2 separate regions of the Mus musculus genome follow, and region 1 is linked to region 2. The links are chromatin contacts, found by Hi-C in ENCODE. All regions are on one chromosome and are shown on one strand. Each heading gives the region's core, a stretch centred on a gene start or an enhancer-like site at or near the end of the contact. The rest is flanking DNA. Distances are from core to core; before and after follow the strand shown. Region 1 overlaps Airn (antisense Igf2r RNA). Region 2 overlaps Igf2r (insulin-like growth factor 2 receptor).

Region 1 (4,172 bases), core at 1,668-4,167, 120 kb after region 2:
GGGCATCAGATCTCATTACGGATGATTGTGAGCCATCATGTGGTTGCTGGGAATTGAACTCACGACCTTCGGAAGAGCAGTCAGTGCTCTTAGCTGCTGAGCCATCTCTCCAGCCCTGTGTTGTTTTTGTTTGTTTGTTTGTTGTTTTTTAGAATCTGTATGAGTATTTGTCTATATGTATGTTTGTGTGCCACACTGATGCTTGGTGTTCACAGAGAGCCTGAGGGCATTGGTCAGGCTCTGGAGTTACAAATAGTTGTGGGCTGCCATGTGGGAACCAACCTAAGTCCTATGCAAGAGCGGTCCAGTGCTCTTAAGTGCTGAACCGTCTCTCCAGCCCCAATATTTGTTGCTTGTTTCTTTGTTTTTGAGACGCCTCCCTACATACCTCCATACTCTCCTGGAACTCACTAAGTAGACTAAGCTGGCCTCAAACTCAGATATCTGCCTGTTCCTGCCTCTCAAGTGCTACAATTAAAGGTACTTTGTTTTGTTTTGAGACAAAGTATCACACCATAGCCCAGGCTGGCCTAAAAATTACTTTGTAGCCCAGGCTAGCTTCATAAGCTTTGCCAATCTTCCTGTCTCTGCCTCCCAAGTGTTACGTTTATAGGTATGAGCCCCCACACCCTCCTATGCTGGAGATGGGCAATTTGACTCACATTGGGCTTTCCCTTGCCTTCCTGGCTGCCTTAAAGATGCAGCATCCCCTAGGGCTATTTGAAACAGTTTGTGCTGGATTTTAGCTATCACAAACCTTGCTCAACTCTTATCACAAAGATCAGAAGGGAAGCCCTCCCCAACCCCCCCCTCCCCCCGCGGATGAGTTGAGGAATTACTGTAATTGGTGCCAAAGGGACAAAGCTGGAATTGACCCTTCATTTAGTACAAATGTGATGTGACTGGTACACACACACACACACACACACACCCCTCCAGCTACATAAGGCTCTTGGTAAGCTGTCTAGGATAAACCCTCAATGCACCACCAACACCCTCCCATTCCCAATAGTAGGGCCTACCTAAAGCCTTCTCGTGAGCATGTACTTTCTCTCTCTCTCTCTCTGTCTCTCTGTCTCCCTCCCTCCCTCTCTCTCTCTCTCTTTCTCTCTCTCTCTCTCTCTCTCTCTCTCTCTCTCTCTCTCTCTCTGTTCCTCTCTGTCTCTCTGTCTCTCTATTTCTCTCTCTCTCTCAAGTCAAGGCTAGCCTCAAATTCCTGATCGTCTTACCTCGACCTTCCAAGTGACTTGGGTAGTCTCTGCTTGTCTATGTTCGCAGTGTAGGCTAAGGAAACAGAGCAGAAACATGAATCCATGAGGTGCCACTGGCAACTGGCACTGGCTGCTACTGTAGAGGGAACGCAGCCACCATCATGAAGAAGCCTGGCCTGGGGAGGCCTGGGGGAGATGGTCACAGTCAGGATCATAGGCTCAGCAGCCCATGTGAAGTCCAGAGGCAGCAGGCAGGATTGTCCTCCCAAACATCTCATAGCATCCCACAATAGCAAGACTTAAAATTCATAGAGCAGAAATGCTCAGCACCTTCCCCGTGCTGGGATTCCAGGTTTGCCGCCACTGTTCCACCCTCTGACTCATGAGTCTAGCTACTAGGGGAATTCAGGTAAATAGAATCATATGATGTTTGTCCTTTTACAATCCCCTCATTCCATCCAGGATTGCTTCAGAGGTCATTGCTGGCCAAGCATGGATCAGGACTCTTGTCTCCTCAAAGGCTGACTCTGTATGTATATTAGAAGTTGCGGCTTGCATTCCCTGATACACATATGGACCATGTCTTGCTCATCTGTCCCTCTCTGACAGGCACCTGTTCTAGAAATGAGGATGCTAGCTCACAACGTGGACACATGAGGGTCTCTTTGAGTCTGTTGGTCTGTTAGGGAATGGGACTAGAAAAATGACTGGATCCCATGGTACCCTAGATTTAACTTTTGGGGGACCTTCCAGGATGCTTTTCACGGTGACTCTATTCGTTCCTATTGCTATTGCTAGCTGAGCCCTTGTTGTACCTGGACAAGCAAGGGTGACAGGGAGTTCATCTGGAATGTAAGGCCCTCGGCTCATTGCATTGATAACTGTTAGTGTTGAGACTTTTCCTAATTTAGGGTCCTCCTCTTTCCCTTTACGGTTGTTTTGTAATGAGCCCTGTGTGATGGTCCTCCACATCTCCCCTGTTGTTTATGCCTGTCTGCCAGGCCAAATATGGTTTTAGCCATTTAGAGCCGGCCTACTTTACAAAGCTCACAAACTATGCCAAACATCTCCTAACCCTATGTATATAAGACAAACGCTGTTCTGTAAAAGCTGTATAGTCTGGCTTCTCCAGAGAAATAAATCCAAAAGAATATATAAACATGTGTACATATTATAGACATACAGACATATGTGTGTACTAATATAGTGTATATACACTAATAAAGCACATAGTATGTGTATATAATAGATACAATCATATATACATGCATGCATATTAACTGCATGGCATAGTTATGGAGGCTGAGAATTCCCAAGATGTGCACTTGGCGCACAGGACGCTGGAGACCGGCAGAGCCCTGCAGCAGAAGGCCACTGTCCCAGCTCAAAGAGTCAGGCAGTCCCCAAGTTCTCTCTTTAAGTCTTTCTTATTGGGGCCTGCAGCAGACTGAATGGGGCCTGACTACTTCAGAGATAACATATTGCCCAGCTCAGCCTGCAGACTCGTGATTTCACCCAGCAATCTCCTCAAACGGTACAGATTAATTTTTAGCTAAATGCTTGAGCTGCCTAAGTCAGTCCAGTGGATTTGTCAAGTCAGTCTCCACAGGTTCCCACGTGCCCTGATCCTTTGAAATGCTCTAGTCTAGAGCCTTCCCACGACAAACTTAGTCTCCTATTCTCCTTCTGTGGAGGAGTTGGCTTGTCCTCTCCGGGTAGCCTTCCTGATTACAGTCTCTGGACGTCCTTTGTTAGGAGCAGATCTTTAGCCAGCCCTGCCACAGCACCGCCTTGAAACGTATGCAGCAATAGTGCCCCCTTGTGGTATAACCTCTCCCTGCATCAGCCACGAAAATTTTTTTAATTGGTTATTTACATTTCAAATGTTCTTCCTCTTCCCAGTTTCCCCTCCACAAGCCCCCATTCCATCCCCCTTTCCAACTCAACCACCCAATTCTGCCTCACCGCCCTAGCATCCCCCTACACTGGGTCACCAAACCTCCATAGGACCAAGGGCCTCCCCTCCCATTGATGCCTCTACTACATATGAAGCTGGAGTGTACTCTTTGGTTGGTGGTTTAGTCCCTGAGAGATCTTGGGGGGTGGGGGTGGGGGGCGGGGTCTGGTTTGTTGATATTGTTGTTCTTTCTATGAGGTTGCAATCTCCTTAAGCTCCTTAAAGTCACTTCCCCTAACTCATCCATTGCCCCCACAACCCATGCTCAGTCTTATGGCTGGCTTCGAGCATCCCCATCTGTATTGGTCAGGCACTGGCAAAGCCTCTCAGGGGACAGCTATACCAGGCTCCTGTCACCAAGCACTTCTTCAGCCACCAAATCTTGAACCACCACCCAGGATAGTCCAAAACCAGAAGACTGCTTTTCACCCTTCTTGTTCCAGCCATGTGCTTGGGAAAATGCCTCATATCACCTTGACTTCTGCACCAAGTCCATTCCCAAGCCCCTTGGATTTCTATCCATGTCCAGGGTATTGTGGGTCAACTATGGGTGAAAGGGGGAAGAGTGGAGGTAAAAACAATGTCTGCATTCTTCTGAATGCAAAATTCACTGCACTCCCATTGACAATAACCACATCTTTAAAAAGATTTGGGCTAGGGAGCTAGAAAGGCGACTCAGCAGTTAAGAGCTTGTACTGCTGTCAGAGGGCCACGCTCTGGTCTCGGCATTGAAGCAGGGCAGATCAGAACCACCTATAATTCCAGTTCCAGGTGATCTGACACCCATACCTCAAGCACCCATACACACACAAACACATACACGTGCCCACACATGCACAAACACATACACATGCCCACACATGCACAAACACATAGGATTTTTAAACTCGAAAATAAATATGTTCAAGTTGTGTTTTGTTTTGTTGGGCCTCAGGGCCCTGGCTTGTTGGTGTGCTTAGCACAAAGCATATAAGCCTGCTATAAAAATTAGACTCTTAGCCAAT
Region 2 (4,411 bases), core at 456-2,955:
GGTGTGTGAGACCGCCATGCTGTGGGTGTGTGAGCTTGTCACGCCATGGGTGTGTGAGCTCACCATGCGTGGGTGTGTGAGACAGCCATGCCGTGGGTGTGTGAGACAGCCATGCCGTGGGTGTGTGAGACCGCCATGCCGTGGGTGTGTGAGACCGCCATGCCGTGGGTGTGTGAGACAGCCATGCCGTGGGTGTGTGGATGAGCACGGGAAGCTCTCCCTGTGAAAAGCTGTACCCGGAACCACTAACAGGAAACTGCGAGTTACCTTGGACGTAGTACTTGGTCATGTCAGAGGTGCCTACTTTCCTGCTGAAATGCTGGTCATTGGGCTTCACCTGGCAGATGTTGGCACCAGCGCATGCAGGGTAAGAAGAGCTGGTGATGGAGGAGAGCTGGATTTCATACAGGTAGTTGTCCCCATTGGTCCTCATGTCTCCAGAGGCGCTGAAGAGCCTGAGGCAGAGGAGAGCACAGCGGTCATACTCCTTCCTCTGCATGCTCCAGCCCTTCTCTAACACTCCTTGCCGTTAACGCTACATCGGCCTGCCCAGCCCCGCCTCCTGGAATGACTGCACTATCTCACACACTGCGGACAGCACATGCAGTGCACTTGCCCCAAGACAGCCCGTGACACCGCTAAGAGATGGACCTTACTTTTAGCTAACATGCTGGTCAGCCCAGAGTTCCTTGTTCTCTCTGTGTCCCGAGACTCTTGGCTCCAGCAGTAAGGGCAGAGGGAAACTGCTTTTTATAAGAAATTCACCACTGAGTGTCAAATGACAAAGAAGCAGTCCTTTTGCTTGGTGTAAGCCAAACTTGGTCACTTCCCAACTGTCACTGAAGCCTAGACTGCCTACCTGGCAGCATGCCTACAGGGCAAGACTTACGGTCTTGTTCCCTCGGAGTGTGTGTCAGCCAAACAGGCAGGCTTCCACTTACTTAAAATAAATCTCGCCGAGGCTGAAGCTCTTGCCGGTCACAGGGTTGGTGAGCGTTCCGTTCACCATGGTCACCTCCTGAGGCCTCACCGCGCAGGCAGCCCGTGAGTACCAGTAAAAGTAGTAGGTGCAGCTGACACTGTCAAACCTGAGAGGGAGCAGACACGGTTACCTCGGGGCCACACACAGCAAGGCTGCCACACACATAGCTGGAGAGGCCTGCAAGAGGCAGTCGCCCGGGTTCTTAAGGGTCCTTGGGAGCCACCGCTGTTGGTCCCCACGGGGACTGTGTGAGTGACAGCTCTGGGCCAGGACGACTGTCCTGGTCACTATGCTTCAGCACAGTACGAGGATAACATTAGCAACGTGGGAAGCAGACGAGGATGCAGTGCCTGCTCACCCTAGGGACACAAACCTGTGACTCCAGCCACTGAGACAGAGGTAAAAGGTGGCAAGTTCCTGTCACAGTTACAGAACAAATCCAAGGCCAACCTGGACACGTTAGTGTCATCCTGTGTCAAACAACAAGACAGCTGGAACTACCGCTCAAGAGCACAGCACCTGCCTGGTTTGCTCGAAGCCCTAGGTTCAACCCCCATCCCCACAGAGAAAAACCAAACTCAATAAAAATGCCTTAGCATATGAAGCTGGAAGCTCTGAACCGAGACTTGTACAAATAGTCTCTTAGTCTCAGAAATTAAAGACCCTTTCAAAGCAGTTTCCAAAACAGCAGTTCACATGCTCCCCCTGTTGGCCACAATCCCTCTAACATCACCCAACAACTGCCTGCAACACCCAGAACCTGCTTGTTGGTGGTGCAATCAGCACCCCCTTAATTCTCCCATGATGAGGGGCAGCAGCCAGATCTGCACTGCTCAGGCTAGCGTCAGCACCTCCAAAGCTGATTCAGGAGTATGTTTCTTAAGGCAAACCAGGCTAAAAAAGCTGAGGTGGCCTTAGCCCTCAGATGGAGTAGGGGTACCTCCTGTGGGAGACAATCTGTCCTCTAAGGCCTCAGTCTCAGTGGGCATTTCTGCCACACACAGTGCCAGTCCCAGACACCCTCTCCTCTGTGTGCACATTCCCAACTCCCACGTGGAAATGGGGGAGGCAGAGAGCACAGTGTGCTCGCCTGTGGCTCACCTCTTGAATGCAGGCCTGCCCACAGTCTTCGCACAGGTCAATTCGATTACAGACGATGCAGTCTTATTCCCACCACAAGGATAGCCTTTCGAGTAAGTAACAATGACCGTTTCATCTGAAACATGAGACAATGAGTTGGCATTATTTCTAGTGCACTGCAGAACAATATCGGGGCTTAAAAATCTACTGCAAAGGCAAGTGCCGGCTGTCTAAAGGTGCCCTCCATACTCAATGGCAGTTACTGGCCCATACACTCAACCCATACCACCATAAGTAAGGAAGCAGCAAGACCATGAGCTTCCTGGATCCTCAGGAATGAATGCTAAGCCTCCATGGCCACACCTATATGACTAGCATCCAGCTCTACAGTAGTCAGGAACTTCGGGAATAGAGAATTCCTAAGATGTGAGTTTGCCCAGCTGGTTCATGTGTTGAGATTTTAATTCTCAAAGGGAGGCCACTTTCTTGATTGAGTTTGTTATTAAAGGCCATGGGAATTCCCTCAGAATCCCCTCTCCATTTCAATATCCATGTCACCTTGTAGTTCAAACAGCGCAATCGGGATCCTACTCTAGCCTTAGAGGCAGAGTAGAATGTCTAACCCCCAACACAGCCTGGTCCTTGTGTGCTCCCTTAGTTGGGAAAATGTGCCTGTCCTCTAACAGCCGATCCCTTCCTTCCCTTGATGATCGTGTCATGATTCCTAGCCAAGAGCTCAAGGGAACACGGAGCCATCTGTACAGCGCCCTGTGTGACCATAGCTTTTTTAGATGTGTGTAGATGTACATTGAGAAGCCAATGTGCATCCGGAACATGATCAGCGAAGGTGCTTTGAACAGGCTCCCTGTGCCTCAGAGTATCAAAACAGCATGGACTTCATGTTCCAGGAAGGGGGTAGAAATGCTTCAACTAGTCACCGGGTTTCCACCAAAGCTCAGGCACTTTCTCCATCACACCAGGGACAGCCTCACCTTGCCAATCTTGATGCAGCAACTGAGTCAAGTACAAACACCCCAGAGCCTTACCTATGACTTCCAATTTTTGTGTATGAACAAGCCCCAAAACCTGGACTTGACCAGTGGCACTCTTCTTGCAAATGCTGGCTCTTTCAGAGCAGTCCAGGGGACCTTTGTATACTCTTTGGCACAGATTGATAAAGTACCTACAGAATGACACAAAGGGGTGTAAAAAGGGCAAATGAAAGTTCTACTTCGAGTACACTGGACAGACCTGTGGACTCCACACTACCTTGGAAGGTAACTGACTCCCTGATAGCCTTGGGGGTGCAGAAGAAACGGAGAGTGAAGCAGCCATACAGAGTAGCTGACTCAACGGGCTCACATGTAGTGGCATGTCCCCATGCATCCCTGACACAGTACAGACAGGAGAAAAGGCTATGGAGGGATAGCAGGCACTCACCTAAGTCCCCCAATTCATAGCAGCCCTGATTTGCAGCAGACCCTGTGAGGCTCAGGGTCCCTGGCACAGCAGGCACTCCCCACATGGAACAGTCAGGGTAATTAGTTCAAAAAGCAAAGGCAGTGCTAAAAGAGCTGGCAAAAGTCTTAGAAAACCTATCCTGCCCTCAAACCTGAGCAACTGTCAGGGCTCCGGTCTCTGTGGGTGCTCACCAGAACTCCCCATACACTGACAATCTAGGCTGTGTCTCAATGAAAGCCTCAAACCCCACAGCTATGTGATATTCCTGACTTTGAAAACTTGAGGGACCACAGGCAGTGTGGCATACTCACGAGTTTCCTTCATGCACAAAGTCCCAGGACCCCGTGAGGGATGAGAGCAGTCGCAAGTCATAGGTCTTATGCTTCTGAACAAACTTGCACTCCATCTTCTTTGGAGGGCAGACAACTTTTGTCTTCCACTCAAATGTCACCTCACACCCACGATCTTCACTGAACACTTGTGGTCTCCCAATATCTTCACTTTCATCACACGTAAATATGATCGCAGACATCCGGTAGCTGTTGGCTGGGGAGCAATAGTGTGCAAAGGTCAGACCTAGGGCGGGGCACAAACCTTGACTTCTCCCACCTCTTTATTACTCCTGGCTGTTTCCCCAAGTGCAGCCCCAGCCACAGTTTGTCTCACTCCTTAATCTATCCACTTACAAACTCAGTTCCTCAGACCACACCAAAATCCCTCCTGGGAAAGCATTCAATACTTGCCTACACATTAATAATGGCAAGAATTTAAAGAATCAGCCAAGCATCTGTAACAACCTCAAAACTTCAGGGCCACCCATAGAAGACTTGGAGCTAGTCATGAGTCAAATGCTTGTCCTCGATCATGTAGAGAACTACAGAGTGTGGG

The links. A loop is a pair of places that touch in the nucleus more often than their neighbours do.
Region 1: a map of T-helper 17 cell shows a loop between it and region 2 (2.2-fold over the local background). The contact joins two enhancer-like sites. A Hi-C loop is called at or near these places in 5 of 37 maps with a recorded cell type or tissue (Patski, T-helper 17 cell, gastrocnemius and 2 more).

The regions. Positions count from the first base shown.
Region 1 is chr17:12,807,639-12,811,810 of GRCm38, forward strand. All of the region lies in intron 1 of Airn (antisense Igf2r RNA), which reads left to right. Among named protein-coding and RNA genes, the nearest start is that of Igf2r, 40 kb to the left of the region's middle. Within about 2 kb of position 2,918, at least 1 of the 3 ENCODE cell types and tissues checked has a DNase peak (open chromatin) inside an H3K27ac peak, as active enhancers do.
Region 2 is chr17:12,688,049-12,692,459 of GRCm38, forward strand. It overlaps Igf2r (insulin-like growth factor 2 receptor), which reads right to left. Exons shown (of 48, transcript NM_010515.2): 40 at 3,835-4,069; 41 at 3,109-3,245; 42 at 2,084-2,198; 43 at 942-1,088; 44 at 268-455. Among named protein-coding and RNA genes, the nearest start is that of Slc22a1, 14 kb to the left of the region's middle. Within about 2 kb of position 1,706, at least 2 of the 3 ENCODE cell types and tissues checked have a DNase peak (open chromatin) inside an H3K27ac peak, as active enhancers do.